Regions from separate parts of the Homo sapiens genome. Here regions 1 and 3 are each linked to region 2. The links are chromatin contacts, found by Hi-C or POLR2A ChIA-PET in ENCODE. All regions are on one chromosome and are shown on one strand. The core of a region is the stretch at or near the end of the contact, and the rest is flanking DNA. Distances in the headings are between cores, read along the strand shown.

Region 1 (3,056 bases), core at 248-2,747, 620 kb after region 2:
CGTCTCACCCATGAGAGCGAGCTGCCTTCTGTCTGGTTGGGCGATTCCTGCAGGGCCTGAGCCTCCGCAGAGCCCGGCGTTCAAGGAGAAAAAAGGAGCCGCGGATGTGAGTTTGCTTCGTCACTGCCTTGTGAGCGACTTTGGGCAAGTTACTTAGCTCTCCTGACCTCAGATTTCTTGTCTAATGTGGGAGGGAACCGAACGTGGATGACGCTCCGGGCAGCGGCGGAGAGCCGAGATCACCGCGCGCGCCTGAGAACTTTGTCCGAAGCGCGGCCCGGGGACTGGGAGCGCAGGGCAGGGAGCTCCCTCTGCGGGAGCGCGGAGGCGCTCCTACTTTCTCCGCACGTCACGGGGGCCGCTCAGCGCTCTCCCACCCCGGGCCGGGCGAGAGCGGCTCCCCAGCAGGGCGACGGAGGAGCGCGGCGAGAGCGAGCCGCCGCGGAGAGCCTGGGAACCCAGAGCGCAACCCTCGGCCCCCGCCGGGGCGGCCTCCGCAGCCGCACGGACCCCGCGTTCGGGGCTGGCCCGCTCCCTCTCGTAAGTCGACTTGGCCACGCGGGGGAGCGAGGGTCGCCCGGGGCTGGAGATGTTAACCCGGTCTCAGCCTCGTCTCCGCCGGGACGCCCCGACCCTCTGCTCCTCACGACTTTCGTTTTCCCGCCGGGGAAAACTTCGGCGCCGCGTCCATCTCCAGGCGGCAGGCGGGGGCGCCCTCTCGGAGCCGCGCGGGGAACCGGGCTGAACCCCGGCCTCTCTCCGCGCCTGCAGGAGCCCCGGGGCCACCAGAGCGCGCGGCGGACGGACACAGCGTCACGGGCCGGGTGGGCGACCCGGCGCGCGCCTAGCAGACGCCGCAACTTCGGGGCTCCCCGCGGCAGCCGCCGCCTGCGGCCAGACGCGGGGAAGTTCCCCGAGGCCAGCGGGGGGAAAGGGCAGCGGGCGGCGGGCGCGGAGCGTGTCCTGGATAACGGGCGCGGGCCGCGGAGCCGGCTTCCTGGGCTCGCGGGCGGAGTGGAGCCGCCAGGCTGGAGTCGCGAGCGCGCCGGCGCCGGGCTTTCCCGGGACTCTCCCCAAGTGCCAAGAAGCGGCTCGTGGGCGCGCCCTTGCCGGGAGCAGGGGCATCCCGCCGTCCTGGCCCTTCAGAGCCCAGCGCCGCCCAGCCTGGCCCGCGCCGCTGCGAGGCGCAGGGGGCCCGGGGGAGCTACTGAGCCCGGCTTCGTGACGCTTGCCTTTCGGAGCCGCTTGCCGCTTCTCCGCAGCCCTGGACCAGAGGGGACAAGCGATGCTGCCCGAGCCCCCGCCCCTGGGCTTCGGGACAGGGACGCGGGGCGCCTGAAAGGACTGCTACCGCGGCTTCTGCGCCAGGGCAACCGGGGCTGGAGGGGGCCTCCGAGTTGTTCTTTGGGGGCGGAAGCTGCGGGCCGCGCCTCCCAGGCCGCGCCCTTCCCAGAGACCAGTTTCTGGGCTTTTTAAGGTCAAGTTTTTTGTGCCGCAGAGCGGGCCGGGATCGTCTGCCTGCGAGGTGGCGGTGCCTACCACAGCGGGTCGGGAGCTTCTGGGATCCGAGCCGAGAAACGGGACGCTCGAGTCCATTTGCAGTCTTCACGTAGGAAACGGTGCTAGGTAAACGGGGCGAGTGGGTGTTTTGTAAATTTAAAGACTCAGCTTTCCCTGACGGGGAAGTTTTCCGAGTCACGTAGTCTGGGAAACAGTGTATTGTCCCCTCGTTGGGCAGGCAGAGAGGCGATATTGGCCTTGGGGCACTTTTTAAATTCATTTTTTTCTTTTTCTTTTTTTTTTTTTTTTTGTCTTTAAAAATGGAAGAACAACAAACCAGAAGATTAACAGAGTTGGGGCTAATATAATGCGTTTAATTGTCTCATGTGAGTAGACAGAAGTCGCCCTTTTTGATCTTGCATTCATAAAACATGTCCCTATTAAAGCATCAATAAGCCTAAAACATTCTAGAAACTAACAGTTCATTCTGACAGCTTTTGTTGATAGTCTCTTAAGGAAGTAAAATCTTTAAAAGTGAAAAAGTGAATCATTATAGAGAGCATATCCTATGTTGCACTTTCTAAGGATCCAATTTTGTGTGAGAAATGACCAGTTAAGATGTGTTGTTGATTTATCTCTTTCTGGTATCAGGAGAGAAACAATAGCCAAGGAACTGTGTGGCCGCTGAATTTTCTATGGGGAGACTGAAAGGAGTTTCCTGCTGCGGGGTGGTGGTGGGATGAGAAGGTTTATACTCTTTTCTTTGGGGGAAAAAGTTTATACTGATTTGCTAAATGTCACATCTCCTGCACAGAGGTAGGTGGGGTGAATGGCATAGTCGGGCAGTCAGAGTTAGCACTTTATGGCACCTGGCCAAGTGCCTTCAAGATAAGCAGGCCATAAATACAGGTGCTTCCCAAACTGACTTTGAATGACCTATGGTTGTTTTCTAGGAAGGGAGAGGGAGAGAGAGCAGGTAGAGGGCCCTGTACCTGACGGTGCTGTTTCTGCCTCATCCTTGACCCACGGGTGCTGGGAGCATGACCTGGTGACCTGGGGCTTATCACAGCACCACATAGGAGAGGTAAAACGGAGTCAGCTTCAGGGGATTTCCTTCTTAGGCTACAAGGCGGGAAGAAAGCAGTGAGACAGTAAAAATGAGCAAAGCAAGGCTGAAAAGTGAGTTCTTCAGGCCACCTGTGTTGAGCACTGGCTGTGAACCAGGCTGTGAACTGTCCCAATGTGAACAGCGCATTGGCTGCTGTGAGGCGCAGATGTGCTGCAGCTCACTGCATCTGTGCTGAGGCAGGAGGCCTTGCTGGGGAGACTGAAGGTGGGCTCAAGGATGAGTGGGAGCTGTGTAAACTAAGCAGCCATGGGGGAGGGGAGAGGTGAGAAAGGGGAGTATTCCCATCCCCGGGAATGGTGTGTGCTGAGACCAGAGGAGAGGAGAGCCTGAGAGGTGGAAGAAAAGACAGGTTCAGTATGACCTGAGGGGAGGATGGAGAATGGCACCGGGGAGGCCAGCAGATACCACTGCCAGGTGATGCCAAGGG
Region 2 (3,072 bases), core at 437-2,936:
TACCAGGCACTATTATTCATTAAATCCCACAACAGCCCTTTGAAGTAAACATTTTTATTTTCTTTCCTAGTTAATAAATGAGAAGGTTGTCACAGGAAGGTCATAGAACTTGCTCGAGGTTTACAACCAGTCAGTCAGCTTTGGAGTTCAAGAGTGAGCTCACACAGCCTTGCGTCAGAACACATACCCTTAGCCAGTTCAGTGGACTGCATCTTCATCTTCTCTAAGAGTTCTTATGGAACCTCTTTCATAGGAAGAATACATTTAACCCTTTTCCCATTTAGAAAAAAAAGTGCAGCTCACTGCCAGCACTTCTTCAATTTTACATAAATACGCTCTTTGAGGCTGAAGCAAATCTGATTTTCATTGTGAAAAACAAATATACAAACTTCTTGGAGTTATTTCTAAACAGAACTAACATCAGAATAGTCTGAATCATCCGAATCATCAATTTCTGAAAAATTGGATTCATGGAATGAATCTTTGGCCAACAATTGTTTGAGAACGATGTTAACATCACATATAGGAATGCTACATTTTCTAGGACTTGACATTTTCAATGATCAAGAATTTCCATATTTTGTAAATGGAAATACCACTAGTAAAACCAGAATGCTATAAGTAGAATGATATCTTTTGTTTCCAAAGTCAATATACTAGAGTGATCCAAAAATAATAATAAAAACAAGATAATTCATGGCAAAGTTTTTTCAGGGTAAATGCTGCAAGCACCACTGGTGAGTATTCTCGGGGCCAATGGGAACAGGGTAAAAGTTGAGGGAAAAACTCCAATATTATGAGATCATGTGATGGAAGGTAAGTATCCACACATTGTTCCTTGTACCTACTACTGCTGGAAACTATTGGATCAGTCGGTGTTCACTCATTTATCTTCTTGCTCCAGGTAAAACTGCTTCAGTGAAAATAATGGCAGATGTTCCTGTATTTTGCTTGAATGCTTGTTATTACATGAGAGCTACAACACCGCCTAATTTATTGATAAGTTTTTAAAGGATCTTTCCTGACAATATGGTCAGTGATTTTGGCAGACTGATTTTTAGCAATAACCTCAGGTGGCAAAGTAATAGCCTGTCTGCTCTTTTTGTTCTACCTAGAGATAACATTTTCAAATACACTAACCTGCAGTTTATCAACAGGGGTAAAATGGCATTTTGAGCAAGACAACTCTTAGTCGTGGAGAACAATCCTATAACTGTATGGGATAGTTTAGCACTTCTGCCCCACCCCACCTGCCCCCACCACACATACACATAAACAAAAACACTCCCACACTTTTTCAAATGCTGAGTAGGGGGATGACACAGAACTGCCAGGCTAATGAGTAACCAGTATTGACTGGGTCATTCCCCAAAGGAGAAGCTGCTGACAGCTTACAAGCCCCTTCCATAGTTCCATACTCCGTGTGAGCCACAGCTAACACCACGCTGGGGCTGTAGCTGGTCAGGATGATATTTCTGTAGACTGCTTCCTGAAATTTTAAGGGAGAAAGAATTTCTGTTGTTGAAACTGTCACTTACCAGCTAGTTTTGGGAAACCTGCGTGTACCAGCTCTTCATACAGTTGCTTGGCCGGGTCACCCTGAGTCATCAGGGTCCCGTGTAGCCAGATAAGCAGAGCCCTGTGGCCATGTTCACGGAAGCTTTCATTTCCTGTGCCAAGCACAAGAGGTCCGAGGTAAAACACCACGAGCTGCTATCTCTTTCCATTGTGATCTCAGTTCCAACTAAACTTTCTGAATGACTGTTTGCTTGCCTGTTCCTCTTCGAAAAAAGCCCTTCCAGTTGCCCTCGCTGTGCTGCTTTATGATGACCAGCATTTGCTTTCCCTCCAGCCTGTGCTATGCACCTGCTATGCTTGGCACACACCCAAAGGAGTGTACAAGAGAGAGGACAGCTGTGGTGCCTGCCCAGGGGGAACAATTTTAATGAAATATGCAACTTCTCATAGACCAGTGCTCTTCAAACTCACAGTGCTTATTTCACCTGGGTATCTTACTAAAATGCAAGTTTGGATTCAGTAGGTCTGGGGTAAGAATCCATGCATCTAACAAACTCCCGGGTGCTGCTGCCACTGCTGCTCCATATTCCCCACTCTGAGCAGCAAGCATGCACCATTCATTCTGCCACTCCAGTCTCAAGGAAGCTACTCTGAGGGAAGTTTGCATCCCTGGGCCAGGATTATTCATTTGATAAATACTCACTGCATATCTCAGCCTAGAGAGGTGTTGGGGGAAGTACCGGGATAGGGAGCCACAAAGCCTCTGTGGTTCCCAACAGGACTTCACTACAGGCTCCTTGCTCTGAGAGAGAGTGTGCAGGAGCAGACATGCTGTGCAAGGGAAGGGCCTGAGCTCTGCAGGGGTGAGGGAGAAGTTCACTGGACAGACTGATATGGAGAAGCGGGCATTTCAGGGAGAGGGAACTGCATACTTACAGAATGTACTCCTGGACAAGTCCTCTGTTCCTTTCCTAATCTTGCTCTTGACAAACTAATTTTTCTTAAATACCATCATGAGTCTGTCACTCCTTTGATCAAAAGCCCACAAACTCCCCAGTGCCAGTAACCTTACCCTGGATCACAATATAATTGAATTGCAAGTGTCATTGTTATTGTGCCAACTAGATTATAAACTCCATCAAACATGCATGGCTTAGAGAGCTGATGTATCTATCCCTCATCCAGCAGAAATAAACACTCCAGGCCCTCCATAAAGGTTCCATCGAAACACTTTAAAATCCCCCTTATCCTGCTGGCAAGTACTCTGAAGATACACTATATTTTCAAGTCATCTCTTTAGGTCAAGTTAGAGTTCCAGGAGGCAACTCAATTTTCCTAAAGACTTCACAGAACACTATAAGCCTAATTAATGACAAAAAAGAAATCTTAACAATAAAAAAATTTTTCTAGTTAGAAACTAGTTAGTATTCAATGTTTTCAATACATTATCTTCTATTTTTCACATGAAAATGTATCCTAAGAATGTGCAATACAAAGTCTCATAATTTACTTGTATGTGGTATAAATAGTGTGTGCTCATGGACTGTGCTTCTG
Region 3 (2,798 bases), core at 186-2,685, 730 kb before region 2:
GGTAACACAGGAAAGATAACCTCCCATCTTTGACACGCCAGCGGGGAGGAGGGGAAAGAACCTACACAAGTTGAGGAGCCCTTTTTCAGTTAAGCAAGTCAGTGGCCTTACGCACCATCCAAAACCACACACACACACAAACAAAACACCCTGCTGAAGGTATCACCACCTTAACCCAAACCTGGTACCTCTGCCACCAAGGCCAGCCTGGGCAAAGATTAACCTGTGGTCTTCGGCCTTGGGTTCACTGACAGGGCCACCTTGGAGAGACAGCAGGCCAACTTTCTGTTTGTTTTAAAGGAAATGCTTCCTGGCACATGTTTAGGACTCTGAACTCTGCACATGAAGCCACGTGGTTGGTGTTAATCTGGCTCCATCCACTCACGATCGGCCAAAGCAACCTATTTCCGAGGGCAGCCCCTGGCTGGGTAATCGACACCATCTCGTTCAAGTCACGCGGGCTCCCGCCGGATTCCCCGGAGCCTAGTGCCGCGTCCTCTCCACACAGCAATCCTCCCGCGCGAGGGGAGCGGGGGGGAAAGGGGTTGGGGGGTTTCAGAGGGGAGGGACTTACACCTGTGAGGCCAATGGCTCTAGCGGGTCAGGTGAAGTTCGAGGGCGCGGGACAGGAGGAGACTCCCGCCCTTCCAGTCAAGCCGGCTTTGCACTAGCAGAGTGCGCCGGCGCCCTACTTGCGGTGCCCACCTGTAGCCACAGCAAACAAACTTTCCTCCCCTTCTGGGTTGGAAGAATCCGGTGCCTTACGCCACCCCCTGGCCCAAGCCGGCGGCGACCCGGAGCTCCGCGGACTCCTCACCTGATACCCCTAAAATCCCAACCTGGTCTGTCCCAGAGCGCAATCCCCGCACTGCCCGCGCACCCCGTTTGGGTATGCGGAGTGGAGGGTCTGGGTTGCCAGCTGGATATTAGGAATTGGGGGGCGGGAGGAGCGGGGGGACGCGATTCACTGCCCTTTGCAACTCCAGCTCCCAACTTTGCCAGCCGCGCAGTTGCTGCCTTCCAATTTCCTCTGCGCCGCGCAACCGGCTCCCTCGGCTTCTCCAACGCCGTCCTCGGGGAGGGAGCTCCCCAAGGCCAGCAGGAACCCCGCGCGCCCGGCGCACTTACAGCCATAGCGGGGTCTCTGCAGCGACGGCAGCTCTTCGTGTGGCATCCTGCGCGTCTCCGGGGGCCCGCCCGGGGCGCGCCCCCCGCGGCTACCCTCGCTGGCCAGGCTCGCGGGCTCTGCGCCCCGCCGGCGCGCTCGGATCCCGCCTCTCGCCGATTTCCCCTAGCCGCCCGAAGATCTGCGACCCACTCCCTCGGTGCTCTCTCGCCAGAGCCAGCCACGGCCGCCGCGCGCTGACACTGAAGTAAAAGTGAACTCTCCTCCCTCGCTCCCTGGCCGGTCGCCGCCGCCTCCCGCAGCAGGTTTCCTTTCTCCTCCAGCCAGGCCCCGTTATTCACCGCGGTGGGAGCGCGCGCCGAGACGCAGCGACCCCTACCGCGTGTCGGGCGCAGCGCCCAGGCCGCGTGGACCCGCCCCTTCTCCCCCGGGGGAGAGGGAAGGGGCCGAGAGGGACGCTGGGCCGGGACCCCCTGCAGCTGGGGCCCCCGCACAGCTGGTGGCCTGGGGGTGGCGGCCACCCCGCCTTATTTCTCGCTTCTGGAGAGTTTCGAGGGTGGAAGTGAACCAACGCGGAGAAGTGCAAGAAAAACCGCAGAAGTCACAGGGAGCCCTTCGTGTCCGGGGTGTTGCTCAGTTACTGAGGGACAAACAGCGCGGTTCCTTTTCCTCTGGGGAGATTTCACGTTGACTTTTGTTCTTCTTCTTCGTCTTTTTGGTTTTGTTTTTTTTTGTTTTTTTTTTTTTTTTGCTTCGAAAGTTGCTTCTGTCACTTTTTGTCTACAAAATAACAGGGTTCCCCTTATGACAAGAAACTGAGTGTGTGTGTGCTGGAGGAACAAGATAACCCAAGGCAACCACTCAAAACACAACTGCGAGTCATCCCCCTCCCTCCGATCACCTTGTGCCCGCCCCCGCCCCAGTGTGCAGAGCCTTCTCTCAAGCCCAGCTGGGGTCGCAAGCCACAGAAACCTTTTCCGGCTAAGCTTTTAAGGAAATTAAACTGCATGTGGCTGTTTTGAAATCGGGGTTTTCATGCGGTCGCCAGGAGCTATTTTTCTCTTTGTGTCTCAGCGTGATAAAATCTGGAGGGAATGCGGGACGCTTCCGTACCTGTGCCCTCACCTATTTGACAATTGTGGAATGTGTGGGTGACCCGATAACAGGAAAAACAAACTGAGGGAGGGCGATAAGAAATTATTTAGAGCCGGGCGCGGCGGCTCACGCCTGTAATCCCAGCACTTTGTGAAGCCGAGGCACAAGGATCCCTTGAGCCCAAGAGTTCCAGACCAGCCTGGGCAACATAGCGAGACCCCGTCTCTCCAAAAAATGAAAAAATAATATTAGCCGTATTAGCCGGGCGTGGTGGTTGCGCCTGCAGTCCCAAGCTACTCAGGAAGCTGAGGTGGGAGGATTGCTTGAGCCCGAGAGGACAAGGCTGCTGTGGGTTGTGATTGCACCAGTGCACTCCAGCCTGGGTGAGAGTGCAAGACCCTCGGAGGCGGTGGGGGGATGGAAATTATTTCGCTGAGGAAATGGTGGCATAGTGACACTAATCATTTTTTATTATGCAAGGATACAGAGGATGAGCAGCTGTTTTCCATTTCATATAGGAGACGCAGTCCTTCTCAAACTTGTTGAAACTCACATTCTTGGGCCCCACCCTCAGAAT

The links. Hi-C counts contacts between places; a loop is a spot of excess contacts on that map. ChIA-PET counts read pairs that join two places held with the same protein, here RNA polymerase II (POLR2A). Pooled maps may share reads with other maps.
Region 1: a loop to region 2 is called in a map of endothelial cell of umbilical vein, with 6 times the contacts of the local background. The contact joins the promoter of GCNT4 here to the enhancer-like site in region 2. A Hi-C loop is called at or near these places in 5 of 168 maps with a recorded cell type or tissue (CD8-positive, alpha-beta T cell, GM12878, endothelial cell of umbilical vein and 2 more), 5 of 37 single-sample maps with no recorded cell type and 13 of 50 pooled maps. POLR2A ChIA-PET finds 5 or more read pairs at or near these places in 1 of 52 experiments (HEK293).
Region 3: a pooled map shows a loop between it and region 2 (13-fold over the local background). The contact joins the promoter of IQGAP2 here to the enhancer-like site in region 2. A Hi-C loop is called at or near these places in 2 of 37 single-sample maps with no recorded cell type and 7 of 50 pooled maps. POLR2A ChIA-PET finds 5 or more read pairs at or near these places in 1 of 52 experiments (activated T-cell).

What each region holds. Positions count from the first base shown.
Region 1 is chr5:75,050,999-75,054,054 of GRCh38, reverse strand. GCNT4 (glucosaminyl (N-acetyl) transferase 4) reads left to right here and starts at 1,497. Exons shown (of 4, transcript NM_001366737.1): 1 at 1,497-1,626; 2 at 1,828-1,886. RefSeq lists silencers at 241-610, 731-780, 1,001-1,250.
Region 2 is chr5:75,667,850-75,670,921 of GRCh38, reverse strand. ANKDD1B (ankyrin repeat and death domain containing 1B) reads right to left here. Exons shown (of 14, transcript NM_001276713.2): 13 at 1,539-1,670. Among named protein-coding and RNA genes, the nearest start is that of POC5, 48 kb to the left of the region's middle. Within about 2 kb of position 1,686, at least 16 of the 41 ENCODE cell types and tissues checked have a DNase peak (open chromatin) inside an H3K27ac peak, as active enhancers do; they include CD8-positive, alpha-beta T cell, GM12878, endothelial cell of umbilical vein and 1 more, where a contact is called at or near this core.
Region 3 is chr5:76,401,922-76,404,719 of GRCh38, reverse strand. It overlaps IQGAP2 (IQ motif containing GTPase activating protein 2), which reads right to left and starts at 1,435. Exons shown (of 36, transcript NM_006633.5): 1 at 1,129-1,435. The coding sequence starts at 1,174. RefSeq lists silencers at 1,124-1,233, 1,404-1,753 and an enhancer at 970-1,470.